Regions from separate parts of the Homo sapiens genome. Here region 1 is linked to region 2. Evidence: chromatin loops called from intact Hi-C (ENCODE). Cell type or tissue: heart right ventricle. All regions are shown on one strand. Links, peaks and the distances in the headings refer to the core of each region. The heading gives the core; the rest is flanking DNA.

Region 1 (2,813 bases), core at 105-2,604, 59 kb after region 2:
ATGGGGCCATTACCTTGGACTTGCTCCTCACTTTTTATTTCTAATGCCCAGGTTGATGCATGGCACTTAGAAGGCGCTCAGTAAATGCATGCTGTTAGACTAGACTGAGTGGATCAATATATGTAAAGCAACTTGAAAGAATATGTATGTATTAGGGCCTCAACAAATGATGGCTTGTGGTGAAGATGAACACTTAGGATATAATGGCTGCCGCTCATCAAAATAAAAACTGCTCTTGTTTTTGCATTCTTTGTGGCTGAACAGTAATGAGCACAGCAGCCAAAATTTTCAAGCACAAGATCAGTTTTAAACAAAACAAATGAAGTGGAGCATTAAATATTTTACATTGGTTTGGATGGTCATTGGAAGCTAATAATTCAAGTTTAAAACATTCCCCTTTCGGCATAAAATCCATAGGCATTTTAATTGAAGTAAGAAATTGTCATAAGCCCTGGCAGTCCAAGTGCTTCTCTAGACCGGTTTACTGTGGATTGCAGGAGTCAGTCCTATGAATAATGGCAACCCTGTGTGGCTCATAGAAGGGGAGAGACTTTCTGGCATGTTTTTTCTTCAGAAATGGGAACCGCAGGCCACCGGTGGGTTTCTGCATCCTTATAGGACTGTGCTGAATGTGACATTTTTCCTCTTAGCATTTTTGACTCAGAATGCTCTCAGATGTTTCCTCTGATAGGAAAGGGTCCAAAGTTTTAAGAGAGATAAAGTTCAGCTACATAGATTAAAGGCAACGGTTAGTGATTTTAAAAGTGTGTACATTTTAGGAAGGTCTAATAATAATTTTCCAGGATGTGAAGGGAAAGCATGATGGTGTTAGTAAGTGGCAGTTTGGTTGAATGCTTGCTTGCTGGCACTGGGAGTGTGTTGCTGGATTACTAGGGCAGGCATCAAATTTAGGTTCAAGGGGGCCAGGAACAGAGTAGGTGGAGGTGCTTATTGGTCGGGAAGCCAGGGAACATGGAAGCTCACTTCTTGGTCCCCCATGCTCTTTTACCCTCAGCTTGTGTCTCCCCGGCCAATGAGGAAACTGAAGGCCCCATATCATTGGTATATGCCTCTGCAAAGCCATGAAAAACTCATAAGAAACCTACAGAGATGGATGTCCAGATAAATTCCAGTGCACTCATCCCTCGGTATCCATGGCGGATTAGTTCCAGGACCTCTGGGGACACCAGAATCCACAAATGCTGAAGTCCCTTATATAAAATGGCATAGTATTTGCATATAACTGATGTAATCTTCCCATATATCTTAAATCATCTCTAGATTACTTACAATACTTAGTACAATGTAAATGCTAACTAAATAGTAGCATTATAATGTTTAGGGAATAATAACCAGAAAAAAAAGTCTGTATATGTTCAGTACAGATGCAGTTTTTTCCTGAATATTTTTGGTACAAGGTTGGTTGAATCCATGGATGCAGAACCCACAGATCCAGAGGGCTGACTGTAGTTGTATACAGGTGTTATATCAGGAGAGGCAACATTGGCTCTTCCACCTTGTTCTCTTCCCTCCTAGCAGAGTTGTAATCCAGACCACTTCTTTCCAGATGATTAGGGGTGAGGGGCTGAGCTGCTGGATATCTGATATCTGGGAGTGGCATGGTCAAGGTCACATTGCCTGACTCAGCAGGGAAATGTGTTAGGAACTTTCATCCTTCATTCTAGCCAACTGCCATGAGTACCTAACATTTTGTATAAATTAAGTGAATATTATTTTAGTAGAAATTTATTTCTGATTATGAGACAAAGGAAGCCACTCTTCTGACAAGAGGGGAGTGGTTTCCATTGGGGAAGAGTACCCCAGAGAGCTCAGGGACTTTGTTTGTTTGTGTCTTTTTGTTTGTTTGATTTTGTTTTGTTTTTTTGAGACGGAGTCTCACTCTGTTGCCCAGGCTAGAGTGTAGTGGCGTGATCTCGGCTCACTGCAACCTCCGCCCTCTGGGTTCAAGTGATTCTCCTGCCTCAGCCTCCCAAGTAGCTGGGATTACAGGCGCCTGCCACCGTGCCTGGCTTATTTTTTGTATTTTTAGTAGAGACGGGGTTTCACCATCTTGGCCAGGCTGGTCTTGAACTCCTGACCTCGTGAGTCACCCTCCTCGGCCTCCCGAAGTGCTGGGATTACAGGCATGAATCACTGTGCCTGGCCTTTTGCATTTTTGGAGACGAAGTCTTGCTCTGTTGCCCAGGCTAGAGTGCAGTGGGGCGATCTTGGCTCACTGCAACCTCTGCCTCCCCAGTTCAAGTGATTCTCTGTCTCAGCCTCCAAATAGCTGGAATTATAGGCATGCATCACCATACCTGGCTAATTTTTTTATTTTTAGTAGAGGTGGGGTTTCGCCATGTTGGCTAGGCTGGTCTTGAACTCCTGACCTCAAGTGATCCGCCCGTCTCGGCCTCCCAAAGTGCTGGGATTATAAGCGTCAGCCTCTCGCTGTGCCTGGCCGGGACTTTGACCTGGAAGAAGGCTGAGTGACCAGCATTGCCTCCCTTCACATTTTATCCACCTGTGTTTAGACAGGTCAAGTGGCTTTCTCCAGGCAGCTGATTAAAAGGTGGCAAGACATGGACCCAGAACCCAGGGCCAGGCCTATTTCATTATCTGTGCTATTTAGGATTTGGCAGTTTTCCATCTTTGAAAGCCAGATGAAGTTGATATTTAAGAGAGGTGAAGTAGGCAGCCATTTGGCGCCAATTTATTTCAGCATCTGCATGGAGAAAATGGTTAGGGATAAATAGTAGACCCTTCATGGAAGGTTTTCATTTGAAGCCCAGCCAAAGGCAACAGGGTCTGCC
Region 2 (2,813 bases), core at 186-2,685:
GGGAGGCTGAGGCAGGAGAATTGCTTGAACCCGGGAGGTGGAGGTTGCAGAGAGCCAAGATCACACCATTGTACTTCAGCCTGGACAACAAGAGCAAAACTTGGTCTCAAAAAAAAAAAAATTAACAATCACACAGCCCAAATTCCTTTTCCTTTGTGTTATCACAATTTATTACCCTTTGTTAAAATGTCATAACCACTTCTTTGGGGGATTTTTATTTCTTTTCTGTAAAGCCTGCCCTCCTCCATGTGCATGAAAAATAAACCTTTCCTCTTGTTTATTGGTCTTTGTCAGTTTAATATAAAGGACCCAGCGACAAACTTGAGGGTAGAGGGAAAGTTTTTTTCTTTCCTGCACAAGATAGCCACCCAAGTTAGAATTAGGGTTCAAGGAAAAATCTGATTCAGCAAAGTACAGAATCCCCTCAGGCAGCTCCAACAAACACCCCCATTATCAGAGGAGGAGCTCCTCAGTTACACAGCTCTGTGATTCAGTTACTGATGCAGAATTCCAGAATTCCATCTTCTAGCAGGCATGGCTTCCCTGGTCAGGCAAATGGTGGTTGTTGGGGGGAGGCATTCTCAAACTAACTCTCCATTTTTTATTTTTGGGACTAGTCTGAAGCATTAAAACAAAAACTATTCCACATTAATCAGAAATGTCCAAAAACTGTAGTCTCAACACTGAATGCCCATCAGGATGAACTGGGGTGCTTTTTCAAAATGCATATGATTACAATACAACCTTGGAGATTATAATGGAGTCCAGATATATGAATAGCCATGTGCCATATAATGACATTTTGAGCAGTGATAGACTGCATATATGATGGTAGTCCTATAAAATTATAATGGGGCTGCCCTATAATTTTTTTGGTCTTTTATACCATATTTTTACTGTTCCTTTTCTCTGTTTATGTATGTTTAGCCACACAAATACTTACTATTGTGTCACAATTGCCTACAATGTTCAATATAGTCCCATGTTACACAGGTTTGTAATGCAGGTGTGTAGCAGGCTATACCATCTAGGTTTGTGTAAGTACATTCCATGATGTTCACACAATGACAAAATTGCCTAACGACGCATTTCTCAGAACCTATGTTTGTCATTAAGCCACATGTGACGGTATTTTGGAAAGAGGTATGTTTTGATTCTCAAGTAAAGCCAGGGTTAAAACTCACTGACTTGGAAACTGGAGCAGCTTGAAGACTGGAGGTGAGGAGGCTCTGTTAGATCCAGCTCTGAAAAATCAATGGAGAGCCGAGGGGAGGCCAGCAAGTCTGTGGGACCCTGGGGAGGAGGTGACATCCAGTGTGGCCTTCCATGTGCAAAGTGTAGTTGCCTCATAATGTCTCTTCTCCTTCAGATTACCGCAAATACCTGAAATTATGCTATTAAAAGTTCATCCATACAGTAACCCTTTCATAACAAATATTAAACCCTCATAGACTCTAACATGTTAGCTTCTTCCCACTCCTCCACCAAAAAAAATTTAAGAGCTGGGAATCATAGACAGGCCAGGAAACTTCTGATAATAGAGCAGGGAGAGACATGAAAGACTGCAGGGGGGTGGGATGGTCTGTGGCAGAGACCACCAGCTGCCTCTGCAATATTCATTTTCCCTTCTTCCTCCCTAACGAACTGAATGACACCTCAGGCAGCCACAGCCTCGTTAAGACTACATTTCCCAGAAGGCCATGCTCCTCAGGGTGGCCAATGAGATGTCAATAGAAGTGTTGTTTCCACGCTACTTCCTTAAAGGGGACTGACAGTTGAGAAGGGTACTCCTCTGCTCTTCCACTTTCCCTTCTAGATTCCACAGGGAAATTCGGAGTTAGTGGGTCAAGCACCAGATGCCATCTGCAACCATGAGAAGACTGTAGGAAGGTTGTGGAAGAGAAGGAATAACGAAGCCCAGCTTGCTGATCAGAACTTCAGCTGCCTGATCTCAGCCCTAGGCTCTCTGCCTCCAGATCTTTCCTATACCAAAGGAAAAACAACCTCTATTTTGTTTAAATTGCATAATGGGGTTTCCAGCTATGTGCAACCAAGATTAATTCTGGAGGAAGAATCTGGAGTATAGCCCTATGCCCAAAGAGGTCATTTTCAGGAGAGACTCTCAAGAGGAAGGCTCTGAAATGTCTTTATCTGTGATATGGTTTGGCTGTGTCCCCACCCAAATCTCATCTTGAATTGTAACTCCCACAATTCCCACCTGTCATGAAAGGAACCCGGTGGGAGATGATTGAATTATGGGGGGAGGTCTTTCCTGCGCTGTTCTCGTGATAGTGAATGAGTCTCAGGAGATATGATGGTTTTAAAAAGAGGAGTTCCCCTTCCCAAGTCTCTCTCTTCACCTGCTGCCATTCACTTAAGATGTGACTTGCTCCTCCTTGCCTTCCGCCATGATTGTAAGGCCTCCCCAGCCATGTGGAACTGTAAGTCCATTAAACCTCTTTCTTTTGTAAATTGCCTGGTCTCGGGCATGTCTTTACAAGCAGTGTGAAAACGGACTAATACAATGTGTTAAAAAACAAAAAAATTAAAACTGCAGTCAAGTGGCAAATGAAAGAAGCACTTGGCTTCTCTTGTGGCATATCTGACCACAGCATAGAACAAGCACCCATACAATGCCTCCGTTTGCAGAGTCAGTCCCAAAAGTGTCATCTCAGCATGCTTCATGCACTTTACCAGCTCTTCTCTCAGCTACCTGGCCCCCATCTCACTGGTCATTCTCTCTCCATCCCCACCCTGCCCCTCAGTTGCTGATGGCCATCTCACATGTGGCCATGGCTCCTCTGTGCTCTTCT

Evidence for each region. A loop is a pair of places that touch in the nucleus more often than their neighbours do. Peaks named below come from ENCODE experiments on the same cell type or tissue, not always from the same donor. Only the 100,000 strongest peaks of a DNase experiment are listed, where the experiment ranks them.
Region 1: it touches region 2 in a loop (3-fold over the local background); 3 of 110 quality-filtered maps call a loop at or near these places.

Annotation. Positions count from the first base shown.
Region 1 is chr9:87,503,529-87,506,341 of GRCh38, forward strand. All of the region lies in intron 2 of DAPK1 (death associated protein kinase 1), which reads left to right. Among named protein-coding and RNA genes, the nearest start is that of DAPK1, 7.1 kb to the left of the region's middle. In heart right ventricle, for the core only: no CTCF peak of the experiment used is centred there; no DNase peak of the experiment used is centred there.
Region 2 is chr9:87,444,124-87,446,936 of GRCh38, forward strand. No RefSeq gene overlaps it. Among named protein-coding and RNA genes, the nearest start is that of DAPK1, 52 kb to the right of the region's middle. In heart right ventricle, for the core only: no CTCF peak of the experiment used is centred there; a DNase peak (open chromatin) is centred at 1,698.